Linked DNA regions of Homo sapiens: region 1 is linked to region 2. A link is a loop called in an ENCODE intact Hi-C map of the cell type or tissue named here. Cell type or tissue: dorsolateral prefrontal cortex. All regions are shown on one strand. Each heading gives the region's core, and the rest is flanking DNA. Links, peaks and the distances in the headings are about the cores only.

Evidence for each region. A loop is a pair of places that touch in the nucleus more often than their neighbours do. Peaks named below come from ENCODE experiments on the same cell type or tissue, not always from the same donor. Only the 100,000 strongest peaks of a DNase experiment are listed, where the experiment ranks them.
Region 1: it touches region 2 in a loop (3-fold over the local background); 5 of 110 quality-filtered maps call a loop at or near these places.

The regions. Positions count from the first base shown.
Region 1 is chr11:130,418,209-130,434,377 of GRCh38, forward strand. It overlaps ADAMTS8 (ADAM metallopeptidase with thrombospondin type 1 motif 8), which reads right to left and starts at 10,401. Exons shown (of 9, transcript NM_007037.6): 1 at 9,359-10,401; 2 at 845-1,084. The coding sequence starts at 10,078. RefSeq lists an enhancer at 1,544-2,045. In dorsolateral prefrontal cortex, for the core only: CTCF peaks have their summits at 9,508 and 9,708; DNase peaks (open chromatin) are centred at 8,193 and 9,473; H3K4me3 peaks cover 3,351 bases; H3K27ac peaks cover 5,975 bases; H3K27me3 peaks cover 494 bases.
Region 2 is chr11:129,917,182-129,933,350 of GRCh38, forward strand. PRDM10 (PR/SET domain 10) reads right to left here. Exons shown (of 21, transcript NM_199437.2): 10 at 14,921-15,050; 11 at 13,835-14,077; 12 at 7,701-8,048; 13 at 6,067-6,222; 14 at 1,358-1,537; 15 at 1-56. Among named protein-coding and RNA genes, the nearest start is that of NFRKB, 30 kb to the left of the region's middle. RefSeq lists a silencer at 6,280-6,379 and an enhancer at 8,755-9,256. In dorsolateral prefrontal cortex, for the core only: CTCF peaks have their summits at 6,307 (motif pointing right) and 6,512; a DNase peak (open chromatin) is centred at 6,300.

The DNA.
Region 1 (16,169 bases), core at 4,838-12,837, 500 kb after region 2:
AAAAGAATATAAAATACAAAGGCTATCAAGATGGATTTCTGAGTGATAAGATCGGGAAATCTCTGTCTGTCTTCACATCAGCCATTCATGTAAGGGAGCCTGTTCTATGTTACAGGCTGGCTGTATCCTAGGGCTGGCTGCATCCTAGGGCTGGCTGCATCCTAGGGCTGGCTGGGACTTCAAAGGCTTTTTGTGGGGACAGGACAGCACAGTCATTCAGAACATGACTCTACAGCAGCACTGTCTTGGCTGGACTATGGGCGCTGCCGCTATGTGGCACGAGAGCTGTGTGGCCACTCTGTGCCTCAGTTTTCTCTGTTACAAAATGGGGATAACACCAGGGCCTGCCCGATGGGGCCCTTATGAGACTGAAGGAGCAGACAGGGCCTGGCACACAGGATCGCTCTCTTGCTTTCAGGAAGCTGTCTGTTTAAGTCATGCCGTGTAGGTGGGCAGCCCTCCTGCTGTGGGCAGATCTTGAGGGGACCCCCTGGCTACCTGCCCCTGTGTTTTACAACCACTGCAGCTAGAACTACTCTCTTCATTCCAAGCCCAGATCTCTCACTGGGCAGCTTGAGCCCATTTCTTCTTGTTATGTGTGACCTCAGGAGACAGCTGGTCACAAACTTTTGGAAGAGAGCCCTTACAAGATTCTTCTCCTTCCCTTGCAAATACCTCACACTTGTCCTCATGACCTCCTCATCATTCTGGGCATGAGGCTCTGGCGTCCAGCTGGGGCCAGCAGGGAGACGTTTCCCATGTTTGGGCAGGCCTCGTGGTCCTCCCTTTGATCTGCCCATCCTGTCTCCCTTCCTCCCCAGGGCTTCCGGAGCCAGGCACGGACCTGTCTGGTGAGCAGGATGGCCGTGTCGTAGTGCTCTGGGTGGCGGTCGCTGGGCTGGTTGAAACGCCGCTGCCAGTTGCAGAAGTTACGCAGTGTAAGCCCCCCATTGTCGGACACCTCTGGGCCCCATTTTTCATCTTCTACGATCAGCACTTTTACCACCATCAGGTTGATGGAATTCTTGATGCTGGGGTGCTTGTAGATTCGGGCTGCCACAGACATTAACGTCAGGATGTGGTTCTGTCAGGAAGGAGGAGACAAGAGGCGGAGTGAAGGGTTAAGTCTCAGGGCCCTTGGCCTGGCCTGTCCGCTGCCATCACCTCTTGTTATGGGGCTGAGCATCAGATTCCTACCAAAGCCTCACAATACCCCCGAGGTCTCCGTGTTACTCCCTTCATTTTGCATGTGAGAAAACAGGCTCAAGAACCTGCACGAGGTCACAAAGCTGATGCATGAACAGTGGTCTTTGAACCCAGACCTGCCTTGCTCCGAACTTGTGTGTCTAACATCCAGGACAGCTTCAGGGGACGACCTAAATCCAAATTCATTAAAATCCAAAACCTTAAACTTATAGCGTGGCACAGGCCACATTTCTAGTGCTTCAATAGTCATATATGGCTCGTGGCTACTGCACTGGAATGTGCAGATACAAAGTTCTACTGGACGGCATGGCTTATTCTGCCTTAATCCTGACACCGTCTCCTTGCCAACCACCCCCACCCGTCCCCGGCCTCAGCCCAGAAGCAAAGTTCTGAGCGCTCAAGGTTAGTAGAATTCCCTCTTAGAATCCAGCTGAACATTTTCCTGTTGTCTATTGGGGTAACTCTACTCTTTGGGGGGGGATTTGTTAACACTGAAAACTTTGCTGTGATAATCACTCCTAACAACAGCTACTCTGCCACAGTACCTCATTCAATTCTCACAATAACTCTGTGAAGAAGGTGCTGTAATTCCATTTCACGAATGAGGAAGGTCATGCAAATTAACCTGTTGAAGGTCACGCAGCTATTGAAACCAGGAGGCCAGCCCAGGTGTGCCTGTCTCTGAGGTCCACCGTGCTCTCATTAGGTTTCCCCGGGCGTGGCTTCCTGGTGTCTGCCTGGACAGCCCCGAAGGGTTCGTTCCCTCCTGACTGGGGCTTGAGAGGATCCCGTGGGCCTAAGAGGACCCATGTGCTTGGGATCTCACCTGCTCTCCCTTCCACCCAGGCTGGCCAACAGAGCATACATCACTGCTTGGCCTCTGTCTTGTCCCTGGGCTGCCAACTGCTCCCCTGCTGGATTCCAAGGCTTGGAGAGAAGGCCAGATGGGAACTCGCTCTCCTGCCTCAGCGACCCCTTGAAGTGGCCCTCTTTGAGCATTTTGTGGAAGAGGAGACACAGAGGCAGAGGTGGGTGTTCCTTGAGCCTGGAGTGTGGTCAGTTGGGCAGCACCTGCTTGCCCTGCCTCTCCGATCCCTAGATCACCACCTCTTGGGATCCCCTCTTCCTCTCCTCCTGTGGTCTGGAAGGTGGGAGTGGAAGGAGGAGAAAGGAAAGGGTAGAGAGGGACATTCCATCGGGTGAGGCCATGTGTGGGCGTTCCAGATGAATCCCATTATTTGTGAATGGGATCTGTCTGTTCACCTCACAGGCAATGAGCCAGGTATTTTGTTAGCCCTACAAGCAGGGGTTGGCAGGTTACTTGGCGTGTCAAGCACTCCAGCAATGTTTAGGCTGATGTAAACATCTTATCAACAAGGCTGAAACTTGGCACTTGCTCCTGGAGTTGGATTCTGGAGGGACAAAAAGCAATCACATCATTATGCAACCGGGGGTGAGCGCTGAGGAATGGTGGCTTGCCGAGATGAACTCCTGGCCGGGTCTTTGCTGCTTCCAGGAGGCCAACAGTATCCTGATCTCTCTAAGAAGGACCAGGGTCTGATGGGCCAGGGACCAACCCCTGGAATTTCTTCTGAGGCAAACTGCAACCGTCATCACAAGATTTCTTCCCGCTGAGTCCCAGTTTCACAATCTCAAAATGGGGAAGATGAGGTCGCACAAGGAAGGTGTAAAGCTAAGGAACACCAGCTGCTAAGCTTCGGGGCCGAGACAGCTCAGCACAAGGAGCTAAAGACAGGAGGTTGGGGCAAGTCTGTGTGCCCACGTTGAGCAGATCGGAGGGAGGCTGAGTGAGAGATGAGGCAGTGCTCACATCCTCAGTGAAGACCGGAGGAAGGTGAGGGTTAACCCCTGATTTTCATGCAGAATAAACTGCTGCTTGAAGATCAGGGCAAGACAGCACAAGGAGCTTCCCGGCCCTAAGGTTCCCAGGGAGCCTCCTTCTCTACAGCTCATATCATTGTCTTCTCCAGACAGTGCATAGCTGTCAGGCAGGGCCGGCTTCAGAGCCATTTAGCTTCGAGGGGTGGGCTGGACTTGAGGACATCTGAAGGTCCTTCTGGCCGCTGTCTCAGAAGATACTTTTCATTTTCAAGAAGGCTAGGAGGATTCTGTGGTCCAGTGTTCCCTTCAAAATCCCAGATCCCGATCCCACTGATCTCTCCTTATCTCTTGTTCTACTGAGTTTTTGGTTTTCCCCTCCCAGTCCGCTCTTCTGAGAAATGACCAGAGGAATGCCTTATATATGCGGTGCGTCTCACAGTTCCCTACGGAGAAGGACCACTGAGCCTGGGTGAGGTGGGGGACCTCAGGGCTGTGAGCCTTTGATTCTCCCCCAATATCCTGGGTTCAAAGGACAGGCCTGACTGAGAGTCCTGTGGGGATCAGGCCTGCGGCTGGTCAAGGAGGAAGTCAGATGGCTTGCTCCACCACCTGGTGCCGATTTACACCTCCCTGCTCCCCACACCAATGCAAGCTGCATGTGAAGAATGTGAACGGGGTCCTGGCCCCCCTGAGGAGCAGAGGCATCAGCAGAGCAGCCGCCCCCCAAACCACGGCAGGTAGGTGGGAGCCCACGGTCAGCCCAGCCAGGGTGGTCAAACAACCTGCTCTTGAATGACTTGGGGATCCCATACTCTTCACTTTTGTTAGGGAGAGGCGGCACTTTTTAGGGAGTCTGCTCGTGCATGAGTGACCCCAGGACCTGGAGTAGAGATGAACATCAGGCCAGTCAGGGTGGCTCATGTCTGTAACCCCAGCACTTTGGAAGGCCAAGGTGGGAGAATCACTTGAGACCAGCCTGGGAAACATAGTGAGATCCTGTCTCTATTAAAAAAAAATGAATTAAAAAAAAATAACAACACCCTGGCCAGTTGGGTGGGCCAGAGCCCCTTTTGGTTCTTTGAGATACGAACAAGGAGATTCCTTCCTCAGAGCTTCTGTGGTAGCCGAAGCCAGCTGCGGTGGGTGATGGGGACGGGCCGGCCTCCTCCCGCCCCGATGTCATCATTACATCCAGCCGGTTTGCGCTTCACCGGTGGCTCCACAGCTTTCCCTTGCGGCGCGCCTGGGGGGAGGTCAGGTGAGGAAAAGTGGCCCCGGGAAGCTCTTGCATTCCCTCTTCCTATCTGACGTCTCTAGGGCCTGAGACTGAGCTGGGGGTGTGGAGATGGAGAAGCAAAGCGAGAGGAAAGAAGTGAGAGGAGAAAAGAGCAACCTGCATCATATGCTTCATCTCCTCTTGTTCTGCAAGCAGCAAAGAGCAATGTTGTCCCTTGAAAGCATACGCTGACGCTGAACTACAAGTCAGCCTTCACCACTGAGCATGGGCAACTGAAAGAGAAGGTTCCTCTGCCATGTGGAACAGCAAAGCTGAAACAGCGGTGGCCGGCACTCTGATGGCATGGCCCAGCCCATCCTCCCCACTCTAACAAATGGTTTCCATCACCGAAGGCAACTCTAGTAATAGCCATGCCTTGCTGAGTATGTCGTCTGGACCAGGCACCAGGTCAGGTGCATTCCATATTTTCTTACATCCTCAAGACAAGGCTAGGACATTGGTATAACTGCTCCTACCTGAAATAATCGAGGTACACAGAAATAGGTGACTTGCTCAAGGACACTACATTATTTCGATTTCATTCCAAAGTTTGTGTTCTTAGTCTCTGTACTAACTGCCACCCATCTTTGCTGCTGTAAGGAAAACTGCAGCCTAGCCAAAGTGAACCCAAGGCTTGCAAGCAGCAAGTCCGCCTGTCATTGCCTATGCACACCCCACCTCCTGGGAGATGGGGAAGGGGCGATCTTTGGACACTGAGACATTTTCTTTGGGAAATACTCCATATCTTTGATCATTCTGACTGCAGCAGACATAAGGGATGGAAAAGATGCATTCTTTTGCCAATGGGAAGGACATCACGCACATATAACACTTGTCTTTCTCCCTGGTAGCCACAGAGCAGGGGGGGGCATGAATCTGTTTCTGTTGTCATCCAAACCAGGACACCCTTGAGAGGGAAAGACGGTAGTATTAATAATTATGCCAGAACAGGCAGAAACTGGGATGCTGCTGGACAACCTAGGCTGCATGCCCACTTTAGTGTCTTGTGGAAGACATTTTCCCCACAGCATGCAGGTAAGGGGGCATGGAGATGGCTGTGACAGCCGTCCCTGAAGTCAGTCCCCAGAATCTGACCTCCTGCGAGTGTTCTGCTGGACTTTGGGAAGATGAGCGCCACTTTTCGGACCCTCTCTGCTAAGAAGAGGACTCGAAAACTCTGCTCACTGCAGAAGCACTGGCGGGACAGGCGTCCCAGGCTGGCGAGAGTGGGCACTGCCATGCTGCCCCTCACTCCATCTCGCCCCGGGTTCACACAGGGGACACTGAGCAGCAGCTGGACGTAGACAGAGCTAATGGAGTCTTCCCAGGTGGTCCCTCCTTTCAGAAAGGCCCCTCTGTCTGAGCTCCTTAACTCTGAAACCAGATAAGAAGGTGGGAGACAGGGGCCCCTTTTCTCATGGGATTAAATGAACTCAATTGACAGAGCTCTGGAAAACTTCATTGTCGCGTAACATAGTGAGACCAGCTTTGGCAGTGGTGCGTTCTTTCTCTCAGCCTCCACGGCGGTTTCTTTGCAGGATAGGGCCTCACAGTGGGCCTGGATGGCTTTGAACTGCTGGATTTAAAGACCCACTCCCACAACATAAGCAAGTATCAGAGGGTCGACAGAGCCACAGACCCTAGTCCTGAGAAAGAGGCCGCCTGGTGGGATAACAGTGCACAGGATTCAGCTTTGGGAGACTTGGTCTGCAGGCCCAGCCCTGCCACTTACTGATCCTGATCGGTGCTGTCTGATCCTGAGGAAGCCACATGTCCTCTGTGAGCTGTGCAGTCTCCCTCTGCCCCCCTCACTGGTATTTTCATGGAGGTGATGTGTGTAAAACCACGCTGTGAATTGAACACGCTCAGAGAGTGGCTAAACCTTCCAGAAGACTGGCTCATCATGAAGCAGCCACACAGGTGCTCAGACCGGGATTGATCACCTAGTCCAGGTGTCCTGCTTCACAGATGAGGAACTCTAAGCCCTAGAGAGGTAAAGGCTCTTCTCATCCTCCACACCCCTGATTACCAAGAGTAATCACCCCAGAGTGCCTTCCCTCTGTGTGAATGAGGTCTCCACATAAAGGACTGGCTTCCATTTGCAGGAGGTGGGTGTGGGCAGCCAAGGTCTTGAGGCACGGGAACTTGATTTTCATTCTTCTCTCAGCTGGGCTCATGGATCTGTTTTCGGAAGCGCAGGGGACTGAGCTGAGACAGTCACGCCTGTCCTGCAGCATCTCCAAGGCTGGTCAGCTCATCATAGCACAGGGGCCCGAGGGTGGTCCTGGACACAGCTGTACCTCAGTCCCTCCCCCACCCGCCACGGTGGCAGCAGGAGCACAGGTGGGATGGGACATGAGACCCAGGGTGGAGGTGGCGGGGCTAGTCTCCCTGAGGGAAGACTTTTCTTCCAGGTGAGACTCAGAAGTCAACCCCCTAGGGAGAGGAACTCAGCCTTCAGAGGTGCCCGATGCCTGTTTTGCTGCGCTCTCCTGGTCCAGGTGGGCTGGCTGGGTGTGCAGGTGCCAATGTGCAGCTGGGAAAGGTCCAGAAATGCGTGTTTGTGGGGGATGGGGAGCGGGGCAAGCAGGAGCCACATCGCCCGGTCAGGAGTCTCATGAGGATGGCAATGCCTGGGTGTCTCTGACACAGAGAAAGCCGAATTGTCTGGGGCAGCAGACCTGAACTTTAAGCTGAAGGGAACAAAATCGGGTGCAAACCCAAGCAGAGTCTCCTGCTTCAGCAGCCCGGGCATCCTGGGGTCGGGCCTCAGAGCATGTCTGCCTCTAGATAGCTAGGATGTCTGGAGATGCGAGTATGTCCCTGAGGCAAATACTCAGTTATCTCCAGCGTCCAGGTGATCAGCTGAGAGAGTGAGACAGTCTGGCCCTGAAGGCTGAAAAATGGACTTTCTCTGCTGGCACGGAGTTCTCTTGGCTTTCCTATGTTTTGGTTCTTAGGTAGATGTCAGAATCTGTTCCATGTGTGGGGGTAGAGGGGTGTAGCACCCCGCTCTGGGTTTGCAATGGGTGCATCTTAGCTTCTTACTTTTTTTGTGTTTTTCTTTTTTCTTTTTTTTTTTTTTTAAGATGGAGTCTTGCTCTGTCACCCAGGCTGGAGTGCAGTGGCGCGGTCTCCGCTCACTGCAAGCTCTGCCTCCTGAGTTGACACCATTCTCCTGCCTCAGCCTCCCGAGTAGCTGGGACTACAGGCGCCCACCACCACGCCTGGCTATTTTTTTTGTATTTTTAGTAGAGACGGGGTTTCACCGTGTTAGCCAGGATGGTCTTGATCTCCTGAGCTTGCGATCTGCCCACCTCGGCCTCCTAAAGTGCTGGGATTACAGGCTTGAGCCACCGTGCCCGGCCATCTTAGCTTCTTTCTGGTGGAGCCCCCTAGGAGCCAGGTGTGGGGGTCCTAAAGAGATGGGAGAAGCCCTCTTCTCACCCCTCTCCTGCCACACTCTCTAGTACTTGCTTAAAGAAAGGAGTCAGAGGAGAGGGCTGGTGCTCCCACCGCTCCGTGCTCTCAGGACAGGCAGGGAAACAGGTGTTAAATCAGCGTGACCCAAAGCTGCTCTGCCCTGCTTTTGGGGAAGCAAATACCACAAGGGCTTGCAGGGGTGCGTCCCTGGGGTGTAGTCAGCACCTGCAGTAGCCAGAGGGGCAGCCACGTGGACTCTCACCCACAGCAGTTCCCATCCTAATCATCTGTTTCTCCCTGGGTCTTTCCTACCCTGCCTTTCCCAGTGATAGAGGGTGGGAAAGATGGGGTGAGAAACAGAAGGCTGATCGCCTCCTTGTCTGGACTATTCTGCACAGGCAATGCCTATGCCCTTGGGGCCCCCAGCAGTCGGGCACAGACTGAGCCTAGTATTGGGTCCCGGCCAAGGATGCCATCACCACAAAGTGTCAGCTTAGCTGCTGCATTGCCAGGATCCCTGTTTCAGGGAACTATGACGTCTGGGCAGGTCAGTTCTTCCTTCCCTGGCACATCTCTGGTTCTGTGCTCCCTAGGGGCAAAGAGCACCCCTCTTCTGGAAGCCTTACCCTCTTTTCCTCCTGGAAAAGCCTTCACCTGGTCTTTAGGGGAGAAATTGGGGTTTAGGGCAACACAGACACCTCCTGCTGAGTCAGCACCATCTTTGCATCTAGTTAGAAATGGTCTGGTTAGGTAGCCATCCCCTGGACTCTGTTTTTCTCCCCTGTTTAGGTAAGAGCTGTGTCTGGGCTAAGGGCAGCTGGGTGGACCAAGTGTGGGTCTGGCTTTACTAGAGACATTCACCCAAAGAGCTCGTTCCAGCCCCTGCGCCCCTCGCGTTTCCACCAAAGCTTCAGCTCCTGGGCTGAGCCCCCAGGCAGAAGTTCTCTGCCCCTCCCTCTTGTGCTGGCTGCTGGCATTGCCAAGTTCTGCCGGGGCTGAGCGCCAGGTTGGCAAGGTAGTCCATGCCCCATTGATCACAACCAGCTGGCTGCACAGAAGTTGGGCAGCCCCTCTCCAGGTTCAGCTCCTTTCAAACAATGTCTTTTGCTTATGGCGACCTCCATACCCAAGGGAATCAGACAGCCATCTCTCTCCATCCCATCTGCCTTTCCCTGGGAGCCTCTCAGATCTGGAGGCAGTAGAGGGCTGAGGGGTGGGAGTGGGAGCTATTCGTAAACGCTCAATTTTCATCTCTGCTGGGAGAGGCAGGTGCCGGGGAATGCGTTGATACCCACTTTCGGGTCAGTGCGCCACGTGCCGCGGGAGATTCGGATGAGAGGGATGGGCGTCGGCAGCCCCACTCTAAACTGGAAGGGACCTGGGGGTGGGGGCGCAGGGATCCAGGGTGGCAGAAGTTCAGAAAAGAGTTACTGCTCTTTCTCAGACAGGAGAGAATCTCGTTTGGGGTAAGGCTGGAGAAGATGAGTGGGGAGGGCTTTTTTTTTTTTTTTTTTTTTTTCTCAGAGGGATTGGAAGGGGAGATTTTAGAGACGCTGGGAGGCGTCTGGGGGGCCTCCGGGCACGGCGGCTGGAGGAGGCTCTCAGTCCTACCTGCAGGTCGGCCCCGTAGAAGGCAGCCATGGACGCATCGGCCACCAGCAGCGTCTCCACGAAGCGCGCCTCAGACACAAACCGCTTGGTCCTACTCGTGGCCCCCAGGGGCGGTGGCGGCTCGCTAGCGCCTTCTGCCTCCTCTTCTTGGCTCTCCTCCTCGCTGTCCTCCTGGTGGTCTCCTCTCTCCTGCCTCTGACCCTCTCCCGTCTCCACCTCCCACTCGGGTCCTCGCGGGAGGGGGCGGGCTCCGGCGGGACCCCAGCGCTGCAGGCGGTGCGGCTGAGCCAGGGAGCCCCCCGCGCCCTGCGGCTGGATGGTGAACTCCTCGCCGTCCAGCAGGAAGGAGCCGCTCAGCCCGCGGCACAGGCTGACCGCCGCCAGCGACTCGGGCTCCCCATTCACGGTGCCGGAGAAGAAGCAGCCGCGCAGCCCCCGCTCGCCCCCGGTCGCCCGGCCGGAGCCCCCGAGGCGCTCGATCTTGAACTCGGGCGCTAGGAAGCTGTCGTCGGGCGCCAGGCGCAGCACGAAGCCCTTGCCGAAGGCGGACAGGTGGAGCGCGAGCTCGCCCGCGCTGCCGGGCAACCGCGTGGGCACCACCAGCTCCGAGGCCTGCCCCCCGGCTGCGGGCCGGGCCGGGGCGCCGCGGGCCAGCGGCAGCAGCAGCAGCAGCAGCAGCAGGAGCGGAGGCCACCGGGGGGCGGCGGGGGCGGGGAGCATGGGGGCTGCGGCGGTGGCTGCGCGCAGGAGAGGGAAGAAGCCCGCCAGGCGCGGGCAGGTGCTGGCGGCCCGAGCGCGGCCCGGCCGCTCTCTCCAGGAAAAGCGGAATCAATCGGGTGCAAGGCCGACTCGGCCCGCGGGGCCCGGCGGCGGGAGCGCTCCCCCGGCGGCCCCTCTGGCTGGCGCAGCCCGCTCCTCCCGCGCCGCCGCCCCCGAGCCGAGCGCGAGCAGCTGGCCCCGGCCCGCGTGCGCCCGTCCTCCGCCCCTGCCCGCGCCAGCCCCGCGCAGCCGCCTCCTGCCTCCTCCCCACCCCGGGAAGCACCGAGTGGGCTGCCGAGCCCTTCTTATTTATACTTCCTTCCCGGCTTGACATAAGAGGTTTATTTTTGATCTCTCACTATTCCCGTTTCCCCTCCCCTGGGATCAGAGAGAGAAACTGAAAAGAGGGAGAGAGAGTGGAGAAAAAAAAATTGGGATGAAATGCAAAACCAATCAGGCAGCGAGACCCGTCCGCCACCCGCCCCCCTGAAGTGTCAACTACAACTTCTTTCCTTTCCCTCTACGCGTGGACCCACGTTAACCCCTACCATGCTGGACTGACCCTTTAGAAAGAGTCCCTGGGAGACCCCAACCGCTTTCTCCTCTGCGGCCAAGAGTCCAGGATGCATCTTCCGAAGAGGCTCGTGCACTGGTCTCAGCGACCCTGTTCGGATCCCTGCAGAGTCCGACTGCAGAGCCCGACACTGTTGGGATCCCTGCAGATGCCTCCGGAGATCCGACTGTGTGGGGAGAAGGTTCCTGAGCTTTTCATTGTAAAGCATAAAGGGAGAGGAGGAAAAGGTCATGCTAAAATCATGCCCTCCTCTCATCACTACTGCACAGCCTTCCTAACTTTCACTCCAAACTGAAGATGGGGAAAACAAAAACAAAACAAAAAACAACCCACCTGGTTAACCCTAAGAGGGACTCTCACTGTCCTGTTAGAGGGCAGGTGGGGCAGAGGCCAGCACAGTGGTAAGTTACCAGCACTGAGGTTGGAAGTTAGCATTTCCCCAAGAGGGAAACAGACCTCCAGTCCCTGAAAAAGGTCTTCTCTTCTGGATACTGCTAGTTGCCCGGGACTTCAAGTAAGGTGGCAGGCCCTTTCACTGCGTTGCCACAGCCCCAGGAACAAATGTGTATGAGGTGAATTTATTCTGTCCCATGTCACCACTGCCCCCTAGGGAAGGGGGTAGTATTCAGGAAGAGAGGGATGACATGGTCTCAAGACCACAAAACTGCATCCCATCCCAGTCTCAATGACACAGGTCTGGATTGGGTGGAGGGCCCTGTTCTCTACCTACAAACTCTAGACTCATCCACCAACTGTGCCTTTCTCTGAGTTGTCAATGTGGGTGATGCATTAGGAACCGCTGGGATCAGGGCCTTTAAATCCTTTGCCAATTCACCTGCCCCCAGGTACCCAGCTCTGTGCTTATGCTGGGGATGTTGACAGTCGAGGTCATCGCTGATTCTTTTCAGCCCATCTGACCCCTTCCTGCAGTGTGGTGGTTCAGCATGCATCTGAGACTCTCAGGGCTTGTTACCTCCAAAGAGGAGGCTCTTGCCCAGGGGAAAGTGCTGCCAAATTCCCTCTAAGTATCCCCCCTCTCTTTGCTTTCTCAGAAACACAGAGGGACAGCTGTGAATTAGATGAAAGGATGAACTTCCCAACCTAGCATGGTGCAGAACCTCCTTTCCTGCATAATTTATAGGATAGGAATAACGAGTCTAGAATGTTTTGGGGAAACACTTCTAGAGGAAGGACAATGGAAAGAATGGTCTCTTCAACCCTTTTCTCAAAACAAGCAAAACACTTCGTCCTAGCACAGTGTACAGTGCTTGGGACATCCTGTACAGTGCTTGGGACAGTCTGACCTGGGCAAGCAATGAATACAACTCTGTGTTGCCTCAGGGCTATTGTAACAGTTCAATGACTGGTTTTTACCTCCTTGAAGCCCCTTATTTGCTGTTTCCCAGAGTACAACTCCTGATTTTCTCTTTTTGAGACACAGTCTCACTTTGTCACCCAGGCTGGAGTGCAATGGTGCGATCTTGGCTTACAGCAACTTCTCCCTCTCAGGTTCAAGAGATTCTCCTGCCTCAGCCTCCCAAGTAGCTGAGACTGCAGGCAGGCACCACCACACCTGGCTAACTTTTGTACTTTCAGTAGAGATGGGGTTTCACCATTTTGGCCAGGCTGGTCTCCAACTCCTGACCTCAGGTGATCCGCCTGCCTCAACCTCCCAAAGTGCTGGGATTATAGGTGTGAGCTACTGTGCCAGCTAACTCCTGATTTTCAGTAGCAGTTAGGTCCTGTGGGTTTTCCTTCTTTCTCGAGTGTAAGCATCTGGGAGGAGTGGGAGTGAGGAGCGTGCCCAGTTTCCCTTTCTCCCGCCCGAATGCTAAGGGCTAGAAGTGGGAGATTTAACTGAACCAAGGAAAGTCTTGAGTGTCCATGGAGCCTTTGGTTGTGAAGGCTCTGGAAGTTGCTGCTTCATTTTTATTTTAGTTTTTAATTTTTTGAGATGGCGTTTCGCTCTTGTTACCCAGGCTGGAGTGCAATGGCGAGATCTCAGCTCACTGAAACCGCCTCCAGGGTTCAAGTGATTCTCTTGCCTCAGCCTCCCAAGCAGCTGGGATTACAGGCTCCTGCCACCATGCCCGGCTGATGTTTTTTTTTTTTTTTAGTAGAGACAGGGTTTCACCATGTTGGTCAGGCTGGTCTTGAACTCCTGACGTCAGGTGATTCTCCCACCTTGGCCTCCCAAAGTACTGGGATTACAGGCGTGAGCCACCGAGCCTGGCCACTGCTGCTTCATTTTTTTAATAGGATGAAGTGCCCCCATAGGTAGCATTTTGGAAGTTCTCTTTGGAGAGAGAAGTCAGATAGTGAGTTCTGGACTTTATCCTTCCTCATTTCAACAACAACATCACCACCACCCCCACCACCCCCACCACCCACCACCGCCGCCGCCGCCACCACCACCACCACCACCTGCTGACTGGTTCATTGACTGGCCCCGCAGTCCCCGCTCCCTCCTGGATTTCCCCTTCCCCAGATGTGCAGTGCTGCTAACTTCCAAGGTAGCTCCTGCCGTTCGCAATGCAACCACAAGGTGTCAGGCTTACCTTGGCTATGTTAAACCCAGGACCTGGCTATGTTAAACCCAGGACCTGGCTATGTTAAACCCAGGACCTGGCTATGTTAAACCCAGGACCTGGCTATGTTAAACCCAGGACCTGGCTATGTTAAACCCAGGACCCTTGCCACAGGGAGCGAGAAAGGGTGGGTGGTTTGTAGTGGCCGCTCTTAGAGGAGTGGCAGGTGAAAACAGTGCAGCAAAACAAACATCAACAAACCAACCCGTGAAAATCCCATAACGGCATTCTGCCAATTCCGGATTTCTTACATTACTACTTTATTTCCCAAAATATGTAATTACGGCAGGGTTGCCAAACTACGGCCCTTGGGCTAATTGCTGCACACTGCTTGTTTTTTTGCACTCTACAAGCTAAGAATAGTTTTTATATTTTTAAGTGGTAAATTAAAAAAATTAGAAAGAATATTAAAATTTCTTGACACTTGAAAATGGTATGAAATTCAAATTTGTGTCCATAAATAAAGTTTATTGGAATGCAGCCACAGCCATTCATGTACGCATTCTTTGCTCTTGAGCTGCGAGGGAAGGGTTGAGTAAGCCTAAAATATTTACTATCTGGCTCTTTGCAGAAAAGTTTGCTGACTCCTGAATGTAAAAGAGCATCAATTTGGATTCCTCAAATTTGGAATCTGGGATTACTTAAGCTCGCTATATGCCATTCTTATGGAATAAGAAGCTCAAAATAATTGCTTGCTCTGAATGTGAAAAGGAAATTATATAAAAAATGAAAATATCTTTGTTTTGTCTTTAATTCTGTATCTAATAGTTGCTTATTATTTAATCCATCCTTAATAATTAAAAGATTTTTATGTTTATGGTGTCTTATACTGTAGGCCTATAGTGATTTTTAAGTTTTTGATCAACTTACATTATTAGTGACTGCTTATTTCTTAGTTTATAACTAGAGTTTTATATGGTATATATGATACATTTTTAGTGTATATAAGTTCTGGTATTCTTTAGAATTCCAGACTCCTTAAAACGGGAAGAAACAATGGTGATCATCTAATCCACTGCCACTCACATTTTGCAGAGAAGAAACAGAAATTCAGAGGTTTCAGTGACTTACCCAAAATGACATAACTAGTGATGAATTTTTTTCCCCAAAATACTATCGTATCCTCTACATGAAGATAAAAAAATTGTTTTGCTTTAGAACTTCATTTACAATTCGTACATTTTCAGTAAAGTTTAGTGTTTACTATGGGCCTGGGCATTGTTCTGAGCACTTTTTTTTTTTTTTGAGACAGAGTCTTGCTCTGTCGCCAGGCTGGAGTGCAATGGAGCCATCTCGGTTCACTGCAACCTCTGCCTCCTGGGTTCAAGTGATTCCCCTGCCTCAGCCTCCCGAGTAGCTGGGACTATAGGCGCATGCCACCATGCCCAGCTAATTTTTAGTAGAGACAGGGTTTTACCATGTTAGCCAGGATGGTCTCGATCTCTTGACTTCGTGATCTGCCCACCTCAGTCTCCCAAAGTGCTGGGGTTACAGGCGTGAGCCACCGTGCCTGGCCGCACTTATTTTAATTTAATTTCCATTCAATCCTCAGTAATAATAGCTTCCATCTTTTGAGTGCTTGCTGTGCACTAGGCACTGTGCTGAGCAGCTCACAACTCTTATCTCATTTAATCATCATGACAGTCCTCTGAAAAAGACACCTTACAGACAGGTAAAGAAATAGGCTGGAGAGGTTAGAGAACTTGCTTATGGTCACCTAGCTAATAAGCAGCAGAGACAGAATTCTTAACCAAGGTGGAAATCATAAACTGGAAATTGAATACGACAGTTTTCTGGTGAGATTGTGGTACACTGAATTAGTGTTCCTTTGAGCAGAACCAAGGATTACATCATGGTATTACAGAGCTGGAAGAGACTCCAGGTGTTCATTGGGCCTGTCGTTGGAGATTTCTTGGGAGAATGGCCCTCCTTTAAAAATCTCAAAGAAGGGAATAAACAGCTTCTCTCAAAAGCCTGCGCTAGCACTTAAATATAAACAGAGTTCTTTCCTTCTAAACAAAGTAATACCATTTGTGCTACAATTCACGTCCATTTTCTGTAAGTTTGGCTATTGTGCAATGGCTGTGACTCCACATTGCCTGTAATAAAGGATTTCCTTGTCCTCCTCTATCATATCACTGAGCACACATCCCAGGCAGGCAATGTCTGATTTTTGGCATCACTTTTGTGCTGACAGTCGCCTTGTATTCCCTTTGGCCTGCAGGTTTCTGTGACTGCCACCTGCATGTGTGGAAGCATGTCTGTGCTGCTTAATTCTTCCTTAGTCCTAGATAGTCTCTCTTTTTGGAACCTTTAAAGGTTTTCAGTATTTAGAAAATCTTTTTTTTTTTTTTTTTTTTGAGACAGAGTCTTACTCTGTCACCCAGGCTGGAGTGCAGTGGCATGGTCTTGGCTCACTGCAATCTCCGCCTCCCAGGTTCAAGCAATTCTCCTGCCTCAGCCTCCTGAGTAGCTGGGATTATAGGCACCCACCACTATGCCTGGCTAATTTTTGTAATTTTAGTTGAGATGGGGTTTCACCCTGTTGGCCAGGCTGGTCTTGAACTCCTGCCCTCCGCCTCCCAAAGTGCTAGGATTACAGATGTGAGCCACCACGCCTGGCTGGAAATCATTAAATCATATCCCTGAGGCCACTTTAAGTTCAATTCCCTGTAAAGAGCTAGCTACTCTGATTATTTTTCCTGCCTTCATCTGGTGTTCACAGTCTCAACAGGCATGCTCCCAATTCTGTGATCTATATCAGGGAAAACCAGATTTAGCAGAAACTTTACTGCGATATTGACATTGTATTGCTTGCTAATGAGGTTTTAATTGATTTTAATACACTGAGAAACAAATTCACAAACAGCCCTTTCTGTTCCTGCCATTT
Region 2 (16,169 bases), core at 3,176-11,175:
AACTCTGGCACCTCTTCTATCTTCATGTCTGGGTGTCTCTTCGATAAGTGATTTACCTAAAGGGAAAAGAAAGAACCAATGAGAAAAAGAGACCCCATTAACCAAACAGAAGCTACACGAATGCCTCTGATAATGACCGCCAGAAGCTGGAATTCTCTGAAGCAATGCCCCCAAATAATAAGGCATTTGGCCAGAACCAGGATCACCAGACCCCATCTGATGCCAAAGCACTCACAGTCATGGTTAACAGGAGTTAACAATAATTCACCAAACAATTGAAGGTGACTCACTGTGGTGAATTCAGCCATCAACAGTCTTTGGCTGAAAGAACTACTATTGGAAAAAGGAAAATTACACTGGTATGAATTTCTTTGGTGAGTTCTCCTCATGCAAACCTGTCTTTCATTATTTAATGCCCTAGTCTTACTAAGAACATGGAATGAGATACAGACTAAGGTTCTGAATTTTAAATATTGCTCTATGACTTTCCAGCACCTGGCAGAAATATATTCTGCACCCGTAACAAGGTCAAAATGAGTTGAGAGCAGAGCACTGGCTGTCTGATGCTTCAGCTAACCTGGATGCACATACCCTGCTTTGACGGAAAGCTTCCTTCTACTGCTGTTTGATATCTGGAAAAGAGAGGCATTAAAAGGAAACAGCTGGGGGCTGGGTGCAGTGGCTCACGCCTGTAATCCCAGCATTCTGGGAGGCTGAGGCAGGTGGATCACCTGAGGTCAGGAGTTTGAGACCAGCCTTGCCAAAATGGTGAAACCCCGTGTCTACTAAAAATACAAAAATTAGCCAGGCATGGTGGTGGGCACCTGTAATCCCAGCTACTCAGGAGGCTGAAGCAGGAGAATCGCTTGAACCTGGGAGGGGGAGGTTGCAGTGAGCTGAGATCACGCCATTTCACTCCAGCCTGGGCAACAGGAGCGAAATTCTGTCTCAAAAATAAATAAATAAAATAAAAGGGAACAGCTGGGGAGAAGGCAAATACCCCATTAAAAAAATACATTCAGGGACACAAAAGAGGGAACTAAAATAAGGTGAGAGCAGAGATTGAGATGGGTAAAGAAAAACAAAAGTAGTAATGAAAAGTGATTAAAAAAAAAAAAAGAAAAAGAAAAAGACCTCTTACAAGAATTGATCCAAAAAGCAGCAAGAGAGAGCAAAGGGAGACTAGAAAAGACAGAACTCCAAATTGGGAATCGTTTGCCTCTGTTTCTTCCCCTGGACATTGACAAAACCATTGATCGATATAACTTAGGACACAATGCAACACAAACGTCACCATCATCGACAGCAATGAGGTATGCTGGGAAGACAGAGGAACCCGCAGCCACTGGGCACTGACCAGCATGCCGCGCCGCCGGAAGCCCATCATGCACAGGCGGCACTTGAACGTGAAGCTGTCGTAGTCTGTGGACGTGATGCGGGGCTTGAACGTCTTGGAGCGGCTGATGCGGTCGGCTTTCTTGGCCTCCCTCTCAGGATTATGCATCCTCTGCATGTGTTCCCGTAGTTTGTCTTTTCGCTATTTGGAGAGTATTTTTGAAAACGGGGTAGACACGGGGGTAGAAAATTTTTAACTGAAGGGATCATTTTAAAAATCAATACAAATTAGCAGTCACCACAAGCCTCCAAGAGACATTTGAGTTGCTGGAACACTAGGACGCAGACATGTTAAAAGTGGCTGGGAGTTACTCTGTTCACTAGCAAATATGTGCATTCCAATGAACCTTGGTTTAAAATGACCATTAAATAGGAAAGATACATACCGACTTTTGAGAATAAAGACTGTGCATTTATGTAGAGGAGATTAAAGAGAACACGGAACAAGCCTGGCATAAAAGAACTTCAGACAAATTGATAACAGGTAATATTAGATTTTAGAAGCCAGTGTAGGCCGGGTGTGGTGGCTCATGCCTGTAATCCTAGCACTTTGGGAGGCCGACAAGGGCGGATCACCTGAGGTCAGGAGTTTGAGACCAGCCTGGCCAACATGGTGAAACCCTGTCTCTATGAAAAATATAAAAATTAGCTGGGTGTGGTGGCACACGTAATCCCAGCTACTCAGGAGGCTGAGGCAGGAGAATCACTTGAATCTGGGAGGTGGAGGCTGCACTGAGTTGAGATCACACCACTGCACTCCAGCCTGGGCAACAGAGCAAGGCTCTGTCAAAGAAAAAATGCCATGTGTATACTCAATTCCCACACCTTTCAGCAAACATTATATTTTTCTAAATCCCAAAAGAATTTAAGTAAGAATCTCTATCTTATGGATTTAGAACTTCTCACCTTACAGAATTAGAAGTTCAAGTAAACAAATCCATTGTTCACTATGATGGAGCATGGGGCCCAGGGCTCAGCTCCTGGTTTCACTATTTAGTGACACATGCTGATGTGAGTCCATGGAGAGAATCAGGCAGAGCCCATCCTGAATAAAAACAAAGTGCCAGCTCCCTGATCCAGTGAGGCTTTCTGCTCTGGGACACATGAATAAATTGTTATTAGTCCCATAAAGACTCTGAGGCTTTCTACAAATCCAGTTCTTCCCACCTTTCAGCACAGGGACTTTTTTAAGGACTTCATTTTTCAGCACATTTACTCAACAAATATTCCTTGAGGGCCTACCCAGTATCAGGGAGCAGGATAAGGGCCGAGCTCCAATGCTGGGCCTCCCTCACCCACCTGCCTCTTCTGCTGCAATGCATACGACCCAACTCTTTCTTCCTATCCCACCCGCCTTCATTTCTGGAAAGCCCAGGAGGGAATGTTCAGCGCTTTGTAGGCTACAGTAGGATTTGGATTAAGGACACTGCCCTACGTGACAGTATCTTTCTTTAGTGTGGATACAATGGCAAAGCACTGTTGCATTGCCACTTTTTTTCTTTTCCTTTTCCTCCAACTCCTCTCGCATTCCCACTTTTTTCTAAGCATCAACATTCACTAGTTCCCGTCTATTCCCTTTAAACAACCAACTGACCTTAACCGAATCATCACATAAATTTCAAAGCCTAACACAAATACCACACCATGCTATGCACATCGTGACGGGCACACATTTGTTGGATGCCAAATCTCCATGAGGCCTTTCCATCCTAACATCCCCCAAACCAAATCCGCTATCTGCCCCCACTCCTTCTGCCTAAGTCGTGCTTTTTGGTATCAGCGGTGTTCCCAAACATCTAGCCTCTCAAGCTGCAAATCTCCATTCCTTGCTGTCCACCCTTCCCCCTTCCACCCAAGTGCAAGTTCTTGTCAGCCTCCCATGACGCCTGTCTTGAACATGGCCCCTCTTCTCCACACCCACTGCCTCGGCCTGAATTAGCCCAGCTCTGAAACGCTGGTAAGTCTAATTACTTAGCACAGCGCGCTAGCTTAACCCGCTTCCCTGGCTTCCTCTTGCCACACCCTCCATCAGTCCCCTTCTCCCAATCTCCCGAACGTGGCATCACCACTCCCTGCTGCTCCCTCTGCTTGAGATGCCAATATTCCTCCCTCACTCCTCACCTCTCCCTTTCCCTAGCTGGCAAACTGTTTCCCACCCATGAATGGATTCAAAAGTGTCACCATATCTATGAGGTCTCCCCTATACCCCAAATCAGTGAATCCCTCTCACAGCATTTTTGAGATGGAGTCTCGCTCTGTCACCCAGGCTGGAGTACAATGGCATGATTTCGCCTCACCACAACCTCCGCCTCCCGGGTTCAAGTGATTCTCCTGCCTCAGCCTCCTGAGTAGCTGGGATAACAGTCATGCACCACCACGCCTGGCTACTTTTATATTTTTAGTAGAGATGGGCTTTCTCCATGTTGGTCAGGCTGGTCTCGAACTCCCAACCTCAGGTGATCTGCCCACCTTGGCCTCCCAAAGTGCTGGGATTACAGGCGTGAGCCACCGCACCCGGCCACTTTATTCTTTTCTCTATTCTAGTGTGAGCTCCCTGAAGTTGGAAGGTCCCACCTTGACTTCAATGCTGCCCTCATGGAGCTTATACTTAGCAGGACAGGCAAATGCAATACACAAATGCTATGACAGGGTCACCAGCAAAAGGCCCTGTGGGAATTGGTGGGAGAAGCAGCAGTTAATCCAGGGATCAGGAAATGCCCCATATGAAGTGACATTAGCCAGGTGAAGGAATATGACAGTTTGAAAATGCATTTCAAGTCAGGAGGAGGAGTGAGAGCAAGTGCAAAGGCCCAAGGAGAGAGAGTATGCCACACCTGGGTAAAGCTATGGAGTTCAGGTCACCCTGAGCACACGGGGAGGCAGGAACCAGAGAGGCTGGCAGGAGCCAGATCCTGTAGCATCTTAGAAGTAACAAGAACTTCGGGATTTATCTGCGTGAAGAGCTATTTAAGAGTTTTTCAGAAAGGACATGACATCAGAGCTGTTCTCTAGAAAAATTACTCTGATTCTACTTTGAAAATATGCCAGGAAGGTAGGTGGTAGTGGTTTTGTGCTGGGTCAACTTGGCTAAGGGGAACTACATTTGAAGGGAGTCTTCTTCCCAGCATGGTTCCGAGTTGGGGTTAGCCAAAGAGAAACTCAGACCAGCCTGGAAGGTGGAAAGGAAGCAGCTCCGTGCTGCTCTAGACGGTGTCATGTAGAGGTACCTGTGGGTCCCTACTTATCCTCTCTTTCCCACCCAGCCACCAGCTGTCTTCCTGACTGCCAGCCCTGCTGGCCAGCTCCACATCCACCACCAGATGCAGTGACACAGTCTTTCACAGACCACACCAGCTCTCCTTCCTGGGCCCCTCTGCAGGAGGAAGTGCTTGGTTCCCAGATTCCCAGGTAACTTCCCATTTGACCACCCAGACCAGTACTTCTGTGGGCATACTGCTGACTTCCGACCTCCCAGCTTCTCCCTTCAACCCTCACTTCTCCATCTTCTCCTATAATTAAGTTCTTAGTCCTGTAAGAAAATCTTCTTCTGTAACATTCACAGTGGCTTTGCTTCCCTGATTGAACTGTGGTTGAATATACTGGGTGAAAGTAAAAGAGAAAATGAAAGCAAGCAAAGAAATTTTAAAGAAATATTCCAAGGTGTTAAAATATGGTATCTGGCACAAAATGAAAAATCAAAAAACACTGGCTGGATGGGATGGATGGATGGCCAAACAGTATCGCAAAACAGGAATCCTTTTAGATATGATTTTTTTTAAGAACAGAAAAATCCCAGACCTACTTATACTTTTCACACTGGAGTTCTCTACGGAATTCTAAATTGTGCTGTTATATATTCAAAGCCATTAAATTATATTCTATAACACACTTACCATAAAACCAGCTTTGCAAACTCTATTTCTCTTTAATTTCTTTGCATCTGTTACAAATATACCCTTAGTTTTCCTCTCCTGAATCAATTTCTGATTCTTTTCCAGTTTCTATGAGAGTGTGACCTACAATCATTTTCAGCAGAAGGTCTTCCAGTGACATTTTTGCAGAATCACCTTATTTCCCAATGAAGCATATTTCATTGTTTTTACATTTATTTATTTAACTTTTATTTCTGGGTCCCCTGCAGGGTTTTGCTCGGCTTCTTCTAAGTTCCAGGTGGGTTACGGATACTCATAATGTTTTAATCTTTGAGGTCATTAACATTCTCCAAAGTAGTCTAAGCCTTCTCAGCATTCTTCAGATTTCCCACCTGAATTAGATGAGCGTCCTGCTGGCTGCAAGGCTCAATTACGGGCTCTTATACTTCATCAGTGCTCAACAAAAACCTCCTGATCTGAATGTTAAGTAAAGGTTTTGGTCTGTTAGGAAATCTCAATAGCGATTTAGTTATACTTGTCATTATACATTTGGATTCTTTTAGGAGATGATGCATTTTTACTCTACTTGTTTGGGGATTTGAATTAACTATTTTGAGGAAATGAGTAAGTTTTCCCCCTTAATTTTATAACTAAGTCAAACACAAGGCCCAAAGAGTATCTCAGGTCCAGTTCATCAGAGGTGGGTGATAAACTGATGAAATGAACAGGCATTTACCCTCAGCTTGCTATAATTCCAGTGGCCACGAGAACCACCTTGGGCTGTGCCTTGGTGTCATACCTTAAATTGCTTCCCACAGGTGGAACACAGGAAGTCTTTGCGGTCCGAATGCCGGAGCATGTGGAGTCGCAGTTTATCGGGGCGACAGAAGGCCTTGTCACACTCTGTGCACTGGTAGATCTTTTCTGAGTGGAAGCTGCGCACGTGTTTTTTCACCTGGTGATAAGAACCACAGGAAAATTCAGGGGACGCAGGCACCAAATGAAATGACCAAAGGCAGCTTGTCAACGCTAGAGGGAGCCAAACGCATTACCATGGGTTTTCATCAACCCCGCCGAGGAATCCAATCAGATGTGATAATTGGCCTCAATAACACATACTGTCCCTGTCACAAAGAAATAAAACAAGTAGCCAGAAAGCCTTAGAAATCCGAACCTCCCCGATGACTTGAAACGTGAGAGAGAGAGAGAGAGAGAGAGAGAGAGAGAGAGAGAGAGAGAGAGAGAGTGCTTGCTTGGTCAAAGCCCTGATCACTTGAAGCCCATTTTTTAAAGATAAAAAGCAAAAGTTCCTTTGGGTTTAAATGAAATCTTGCTAAAAAGGATCTATAGGAAGACAAAAACCAATTCTTCCTTACTTTTCTCCGTCTTTAATCTGCACAGAAGCAATTTAGCCCCTTTTGATCCTTTTACATCTTCTTATAAAATTAAGTTCTGAAGAATTAAAGACATGAATGAGTGGATACAGAAGACATTACCGGTTTGTGAGAGCAATATGACGCTGGCGTCACTTCTCAACTGGGACTTACTTCCCTTACTTTTAGATAAATAAAGGAATAGGGCTTCTGAACTCTCTTAGCCACACATATCCAATGAGAAAGAGCTGAGGATGGAAGCTAAGTAGTGAGTCTTACCAAACTATTCCTATAAGATAGTTTGCTTCATTATTTTTGGAGTTTCTTTTGCCATTAAATTATGCCTTAAAGCAATCTTTCTACTAGTTTGTGTGAAGTGAGAAAATTTCCAAGACTCTCAACACTAGCAGAACTAAAATTAAATCCCTAGTCTTCTTTTCCTTTGGTAATTGAAAAAGTGTATTTTTACAAAATGTTTCGTTATTCACTGACTAGCACAGGAAAATCTTATCACTTAAAGTCCAAATGAAATCATGAGTATTCTGAAATTTATCTTCACCCATTTTGCTCCAACAAAGAATACACTACAGGGGAGGAGGCAGTCGGTTCCTGATACAAAAGTATATTATATACCAACTTTCTCTTTGTTTCCTTCCAAAATGTATGGCCTTGGTTAAAGCAAGCAGGAAACCACAGTAGTAGTAGGGAGATGTTCCCAGCCCCTCAGAAACGGGAGTATGTCTTCTACAGGCTCGGTATATTTTATAAGCAATAGACATTGACATGGATTATGAAAGACTTTTTAAAAATTATAATAGATCTGGGTGTTTATTACTTGTAACTTAAACACTTCAATGTCAATGTCTGATCTGGACAATTAAGGGTCATAATAATCTTGTGTATAAAAGTAGTTTGATTGAAGAAATATTGTTCTCAATTGTAAAGTTGTTTCAAAGAAGGGATGGAAATGCAGGTGCTAGGCAGTCTCGGTTTTCCAAAAATCGAAGTTTCTTTTACCAAAAGAAGGAAGCAGACAGGAATCTCAGTAGTAGACACTCACCTGGATAAAATCTGGGAACCGTTTCTTACAAGTTGGGCAGGTGAAGTAGCCATCATTGATATGAATGGCCACATGATCTTTCAACAAATCAAGGCGGTCAAAGGATTCTGGGCAAAAAATGCAAGAGTAAGTCTTCTGGTCTGAGTGGAGCTTCATGTGGCTCTCCAAGGATGTGCTGCTGATGAAGCCCTTGTTACAGAGATCACAGGTCAGTGGGCAGTTCCCCTCCCGCCCATGGAAGCGTAAGTGCTGGTCCAGTTTGTCCTTTTCCCGGAAGGCCTTCCCACACTGCAAGCATTTAAAAGGCCGGAAGGACTTCCGAATAAACAGATGCTGAAGAGCTGCATTCTGAAAGACATACACAAATGTGATCATTTAGTGATGAAATTAAGAGTGCAACTGGATCACACTTTTACAGAGAAAGAGAGGATGATCTCTGCAATCACAGACTTCCCATAGAAGTTCAACTCTAGGACACACACAGTTGAAAGGAGATTTTTCTGGTGAAGACACTGAAAATGAAGCCATCCTCAAAGAAGCTCATCTTAAAGAGATGAAATTTTTTTGTGTTTTGTTTTACATCTATGTATGTGGGTTTTCTTTTGAAAGGGTTTAAGTAACAAAAAAAGTGTTCCCAATAGAAGACTTGTATAATAAAACAAATCCCACAGTGGAACAGGATAAAAATGGAAGATTTGGAGGAAAAGACTTAGGTTAAGTCACACATGCAGGAATCAGGCTGGAGCAAGTCAGTCAAATGTTACTTGTTGAAATCCATGAGAAAAAGAATTTGAAGCTTGATTAAAACATTTAGCAAAAACAAAACAAACAAACAAACAAACAAAAAAACAATAAAAAGAACTGAAGGGTAGTCCTTGCCAGCGGCAGGATGGAGAAGGAAATGGATACCAGGTTTCTTTTGGGGGTAATGGATACCAGGTTTCTTTTGGGGGTGATGAAAGTGTGCTGGAATTAGAGAGTGGTGAAGATTGCACAGCTTCAGAATGTTCTAAAAACCACTTTAAAGGGTAAACTTTATGCCACGAGAATTTCTTGAAAGGATTCAGATTTATGTGAATGGGACATGAGCACATGTCGTAAATGGAATATATGCATTTCATCACTTTCTACTTAGAAAACAGAAGGTAAGGTTCCAGAATAGCTAGTTAGTTCTACTGGTTAGAATGCCATGCTAACAACGTTAAGCTCATCACACTGTTCCTGCCTCGACCAGGCAATTCTGCTCTTTGTTTTCAGGCACAGATTGCACTTGTAATGCTGATTGGCCATCTTGTAAATTCATGCAATTGTTATAGGGCATCCAAGTGGGAGAGTACGGGTACTCAGTGCAAACCCATCGCCACTACTGGAAAATCTACTCATGCTCTACTGACAGCAGATCGACAAAATCACCTCACACAGAGAATGCAGAATCAATCTTTCAGTTATGCTTACAATGAAGACTCATTCATCCGTTCCTCAGAACACTGAGGGAAAGCTCTAGATTGCTACAAGGGGGGGAAATCCTTCAAGTATATCTGTGAATGGCTGTGCCTATGTAGCTACAAATGAACAGTAATTGAAGGATTAATGGAGATCTTAGTGCGATCTTAACTTCAAATTACTTGTAAGCATCAACTTTTAAACTAAATTTAATGTGAAATCATCATGTGAGGAAAACAAAATAATTATTTTTGATTTAGTGGAATTTCTAGACATAATTACTATGTAACAAGAGATTTCCTTCTCAGGGCTTCTCTAACCGGGCTAGGAGAAAGATTTTTAAGCTGCTACCTACTCACTTATCTTGAGTAGATAAACAGCAATTCTGTGATCTTCTTCAGCTGATGGGGCTGCTTCAGGGGATGTATCATACTTTATTCTCCTTTGTATCCAGATCCCTTAATAAATTGCTTAGCTTATAGGAAGTCTTCAAAAGTAGTTTGAGAATCAGTGAAATATATTTCATATGAAACTCAAAAAAATGATTTCAAGGATTTTTCTACAGCATCTGCAGAGATTTTTAAGAATAGGTCTTTCTTGGCTGGGCACTGTGGCCCATGCCTATAATCCCAGCATTCTGGGAGGCTGAGGCGGACAGATCACCTGAGGTCAGGAGTTTGAGACCAGCCTGGCCAACATGGTAAAACCCTGTCTCTACCAAAAATACAAAAATTAGCCAGGCGTGGTAGCAGGCACCTGTAACCCCAGGGCTGTAATCCCAGCTACTTGGGAGGCTGAGGCAGGAGAATCGCTTGAACCTGGGAGGTGGAGGTTGCAGTGAGACTCTGTCTCAAAAAAAAAAAAAAAAAAAAAAAAAAAAAAAAAAAAAAAGCATAGTTTTTTCTCAAATCAGCCACAGGGCTTGCTTTCACTTCTGTGTAGTTCAGTAGCCACCTCATCTTTTTAACTCTGTCTGGATACTAATTTTACATAAAAGCTTTACTATTTTGTCCACTTTCAAAACTTTACGGAAATATTGCTGATGAACCAATACTATTGTGAGGTTCAAAGATGCAAGATTCAGAGCACTTTTGCCATGTAGGAATCTTTTCCTTTATCCAAGTTCATTGAAGTGTCCAAGAACAGACACAATGCACATTGACTGTGGTCCCACTGAGGATGCCATTTCTCCTTGGGTGCCAAATCCAGAACTCAGTTTTGTTTTGGTCCATTATGCTAATCAGTCTTCTGTCATTTCTGATTAGTGTGAGTACCTTCAGCCACTTGATTTAAACTGAGCCACCACCTGGCTCCACTTTCTTGGCTCTATTGACAAACTTTATCATCTTTTCAATTTCCATGGAGCCCTGAACATTGTCTGCACTCAAGAACTAGATTGTATTTCTCTGATCTAATGATACTAATGGGATGGTCATATTACAAGGTCGTAAAAATGCTGAAACTGTCCCCACCCGTTGACCCACTTGCAGGCCATTTCTGTTCTAAGGTGTCTTCTGTAGCTCAGAGCCACAACCCGTACACATTTCTAGAAGAAATCATGACAAATGTCGGAGAGAGCGCACAGATCCACTCTAGTTCTTCTGCTTTCCTGAGTTCGTCAGGCAATCCACCACACTCTACATATATATCAGCTACTCTAGGGATACCAAAATCGTATTGTTGCTAAATTCTGTGATTTGGGATTCAACTCACATTGCAATGAATTCTAAGACAACAGATTATTTGTAGACAGAGATCATAAAATGTTTCTAAAGTTTAGGGGGTTTGTTTGTTTTTTAGAGATGGGGTCTTTCTCCATCGCCCAGGCTGGAGTGTTATGGCATGATCATAGCTAACTGCAGCCTCGACCTCCTGGACTCAAGCAATCCTCCCACCTCAGCCTCCAGGGTAGCTGGGACTTATAAGTACATGCCACCACGCCTGACTAAAATGTTTCTAAAGTTTGATATTAATGGCTAAAAGAACCTAAATTATTGATCAATTTTCATATTATTTTAATCCTGACACAAAAAAGAAATCAAACAATCATGTTTGTTGATTTGGGGTTTTGGGGGGGTTTTTTGAGACATGGTCTCACTCCATTGCCCAGGCTGGAGTGCAGTGGCACAATCACAGCTCACTGCAGCCTCGACTTCCCAGACTCAGAGGATTCTCTCATCTCAGCCTCCTGAGTAGCTGAGACTACAGGTGCCTGCCACCATGTCCACCTATTTTTTTGTATTTTTTTTTAGTAGAGACAGGGTTTCACCACGTTGCCCAGGTTGGTCTCGAACTCCTGGGCTCAAGCAATCCACCTGCCTCAGCCTCCCAAAGTGCCGAGATTATAGGTGTGAGACACTATGCCTGGCAGTTTTGGGGTCTTTTAAACAACTTTCCTTTGGACAATTTTCTGCCCACTTTGAAAGCCTTTGGTTGGCCAGCCCTGCCCAACTCGGCTCACTCTGCACCATCCTTCCACTGCACCCCTGCTAGGGCCAGGCTCATGTCTGCACTGTCCCAACCACAGCAAGAACCTCCTGTGTCTGGGCCTCTGATCCTATGGCTATCATTCTCTGAAACAGTCTACCTTCCTCCTCTCTTTCAAGGGCTAGTCTAAGTCTCACCTTATCCAAGAATTATCCTGACTCCTCTATTTTACTTCAACCTTTCACTCTTCCAAGTTATACTTTTACATTTAACACCTAACTGTAAACTCCCCTACATTAGTATTGATTTCCTACTTAGACTGCAAGCTCAAGTGAAAATTCTATTGTGTACCTAGCATAGTGCCAAATAGACAGTTAGAACTCAACACTATTGCATAAGTCATTCCAATGGTTTTAGCGCTGGAAGGGACCTTGGAGATCACTTAGTCCTACCCTTCATTTTGTATATGAGGAACCTGCAGCCCACAATTTATTCCTTGATCTATTTACAAATAAATTATCATTATTCATTAATTTGCATTTACTGTAGCAACCAAACTGTGGTTTCCACCAGGATTTAGTAAGTACAGGTTGCAAAGAACAGCAGGTCAGGCAAACAAGTAACATTCTGTTATGTGAAACACAGGAAACAAACCTACCTGCAGCTCCAACTGAGCAGGCAGCATTAGAGGAGAGAAAAATAGTTACATTACCAATTGGATTGGAAGACTTCCCTTCAGTTGGTCATTACCAATCTGGATAGAAAAGATGAAAAAATACATAGCCCTACTTTTTAGAATGTGTGAGAGAAAAAAAAACAAAATAGCTCAACTAAGACTGACCTCCAAAAGCCAGATACATATGGCTTTCGCTTTGACACAAGGAACCTTGCACCAAAACCAGTAACCCTGCTCATTCAAAAATGCAAGTACAATTACGGCTGGACTGTGTTTGTGCATCCACAACTTCACTGCATGTGTGGGCTTCGGTTTTTTTTTTTCCTTCCAAAAAAAAAAAAAAAATCTAGCAAGGGTTTCTCTGGACTTAGTAAAAAAAATCAGAATGGCCAAAGCAGAAAATATAGTAATTGAGCAAGAGAAAGAAGTGCAGATTAGGAACTAAAGGAGAAGGATGGATGGGATATTACTTCATAGCTTGTTTTCCTTGCTGGCCTGTATTTCTGTATGTTGATATACTCTTGTGAAATAATATACAGTGAGCTGAGAGTTTCATATGTTTCGATTACAGGGCTCTCATAAAGGCTGTTTAGCCTCAGTTCTTAGAGCCCTTCAAAGCTATCATATGACTACAAATGTTTAAATGTGTTTTTACATGAAGGCATGGACTAGACTATTTTTCAAGGTCCCTTCTAGCCTAGAGGCAAATAAGAAGACCAAAAGAAACATACGCTGAACGATCATGCATGTAGAAATTGTAAAGCCTGGGAAGTTATACAAAATGTCTCTTTCATCTACTGGAAAGTACCAATATGTCTTTATGCACTCAGCTGCCATAAACATGGGTTGTAAGTCATTGGTTTTTATCAGCACAGACACTTATCCCACAAAGCCATATTGTTTTCCACACGAATCCCCTGCAGTTCCTAACTCAGAGTCAAATGCTATTTGTGAAATAATAAGAGAAAACGCATCTGAACTGCAAGTCAGGAAAGCCCTGCAGCCGCATGGTCTGAGGCCAAGACACAGGTCCCGTGACTCAGACACTGACTAACTCTCGAACTGACAGCTTTGGCTCAAGCTATCCGCAGGTGTGTGAACTGTACCTGCCATATCAACTTGGACACAGGTCACTTTACATTGATGAGTAATGACATTTGCCATTCTCCCCTGGGAAGCTGTAGATAAGCACATTTAGTTACCCAAAATCAACTTGAGAGCTATGATTAGGCACAAATTAGCCTGGTTTAAAATATAAATGATTATTATAACTAAATGTACTTATTTCTCCACTTCCAATCTGTGAATTGAGGGATGCAGAGAGCTAGTCCAGGAGCTGCCAACCTCTAGGCCTCTGTGTCGTCACTAAATTGGTCAAATCTAGGACCAGCCATGCCAGCCTGCCATGGGACACAGAGACATTGAGAAATAGTGAACACTTTCTTTCAAAATAAGGGGATCGAGCATGTGACAGGCTAGATGCAAGATTTCAGAGAGGAAGGTGAATAGGTTAGAAAACCACCAGAGAGCTGGTGGTGGGAGGAAGATGAGCGGCTGGTGCCAGGAGCCGCCGGCTTTCCCCACTTACTCGGATGCGCTTGGCTCTGCGCATGTCGTCGGCTGTCAGCGTGCTCTGGGTGGGCACCACGCTCTCTTCATGCTGCGGCTGCAGGTGCAGGGTGTGAGTTTCTGGTTCATGTTCCAGGGAAGACTGGGTTTCCTGTGGCAGCTGAGGGATTGGGATAGTGGTCTGTTCTGGTTGATCCAGCCCATTCAGAGTGGCTGGTTCAGCCTCATCAAATTGCTCCTTTGTGGGAAAATGTAGCAAGTCCTGAAATTTGCAATAACCAGGAATAGAGATCAGTGCCGGAGGGACTGTCAGCTCAGATTTAGAATTGCTGCTTATTTCAGAATGACTAGATTCATAATACTCAGAAAAAATATTCTCCCTCTGGGAAAGTTAATTAGGTAACTATGCACAGAAGGCAAAAGCAGGAGAGGTTCCACACCACTTAACAAGGAAAAGACTGTGATCTGACTTTTCTGGAATATCAATAATTTTAATTGTTTAAACTAATTAAACAAAGTCCACCTCTACTAACTCTGGTCAATTTTATTTATTTATTTATTTTTATTTTATTTTATTTTATTTTTTTTTTGAGACGGAGTCTCGCTCTGTCCCCAGGCTGGAGTGCAGTGGCGCGATCTCGACTCACTGCAAGCTCCGCCTCCCGGTTCACGCCATTCTCCTGCCTCCGCCTCCCGAGTAGCTGGGATTGCAGGCGCCCGCCACTGCACCCAGCTAATTTTTTTTGTATTTTTAGTAGAGACGGGGTTTCACCGTGTTAGCCAGGATGGTCTCGATCTCCTGACCTCGTGATCCGCCCACCTCGGCCTCCCAAAGCGCTGGGATTACAGGCATGAGCCACTGCGCCTGGCCAAGTCCGGTCAATTTTAAATCTTTAGAGCAGCAAAGTTGGGTTTTTGTTGTAGGTAACACTTGAAAATACATTCTTTTCTGGCATTATCCAATCATTCTTTAATTAACAGGCAGCAAGGTCTGATAGGAAAGGTCTACAAACATTGGGAAGGTCTTTGTACTTAGGTCTCGTCAGGGATCTGGCGAGTCCTCCACACAAGCACCTAAGGAGGGCTCCTTCCCGTCCCCCCGTACCTGTGTCCCATCGTCACTCTTTTCCCCATTTTCGCTGGTGATTTCCAGGCGGATAAATTTTGGAGGACGCCCCGGCCGTCGACCTGGACCGAATCGCCTCTTGCCTCGTCCCCTTCCTCTGCCTCTTGTTCTGGGGACAAGAGATTGGGTTACAGGTCGTCATGGTTACATAATACTCCATAACAAGTAGCGACCTAAATGATCCTTACTAACCCCAGAGTTTGATTCCTCTCACCTTATTACTTTCCCAGATTTTCTCCAATAGAAACAACTGTTTTACTAATATACACTTTCTGAATGTCTCATCCTTCCCCTCTATTACAGCTTAAAGATATGTCTTCAATTATTCTGAAGAAAAGAGCTATAAAAATTCAAAGCACTGACAATATTTTGCTTCTGAAATGATGTGAGAAAGGCAGACAGGACAGAACATGCTAAGCCTTTGAGCGTGTTCCCAGGAGATGTCATCTGAGACAAGATTCCCATTATTTCTCTCTTTTTCCCCTGGCCTCGCCTCATATTCCTTCCAAGAAATGTGGCCAAATTCAAACAACTTTCTTGTTTTACTACAAGCTTCTGGAAGGTCAGAACAAATTTCTAATTCAATTGTTTCATAACATGCCTAGTAAACATCAATTAACTTTTGCATCCCCTTTAATGGACTTTTTTTTTTTCTCTTTTTGAGGCTAGGTCTTGCTCTGCTACCCAGGCTGGAGTGCAGTGATGTAATCATGGCTCACTGTGGCCTCAACCACCTGGGCTCAAGCGATCCTCCCACCTCAGCGTCCCAAGTAGCTGGGACTACAGGCATGTGGCACCACGCCCAGCTAATTTTATTTAATTTTTTGTAGAGATGGGGTTTCACCGTGTTGCCTGGGCTGGTCTGGAACTCAAGCAATCCTCCCTCTTGGGCCTCCCAAAGTGCGGGGATTACAGGCATGAGCCACCATGCCTGGCATGAATTGCCAACAAACACAAATTCCTTAATAAAAGAGGCTTAAAAAAGTAGGTTATGAAAGCTTCTTTTAGAAGATATGTATGTGGGAAGTGTACAATGTCAATCAGATCAAATTTTATTCTTCCACTCATCCATTTAATAATTTAACAAATACTATATATTTTTTCCAGGAACTTTTAAAAGACTCTTCATGTTGGAAAATTCTGAACCTAGGTGAATGTAGAGACTAGCACGATGAGCCCAATGTACCCATAACCCAATTCCAACATTTTTCAAACCATGGCCAACATT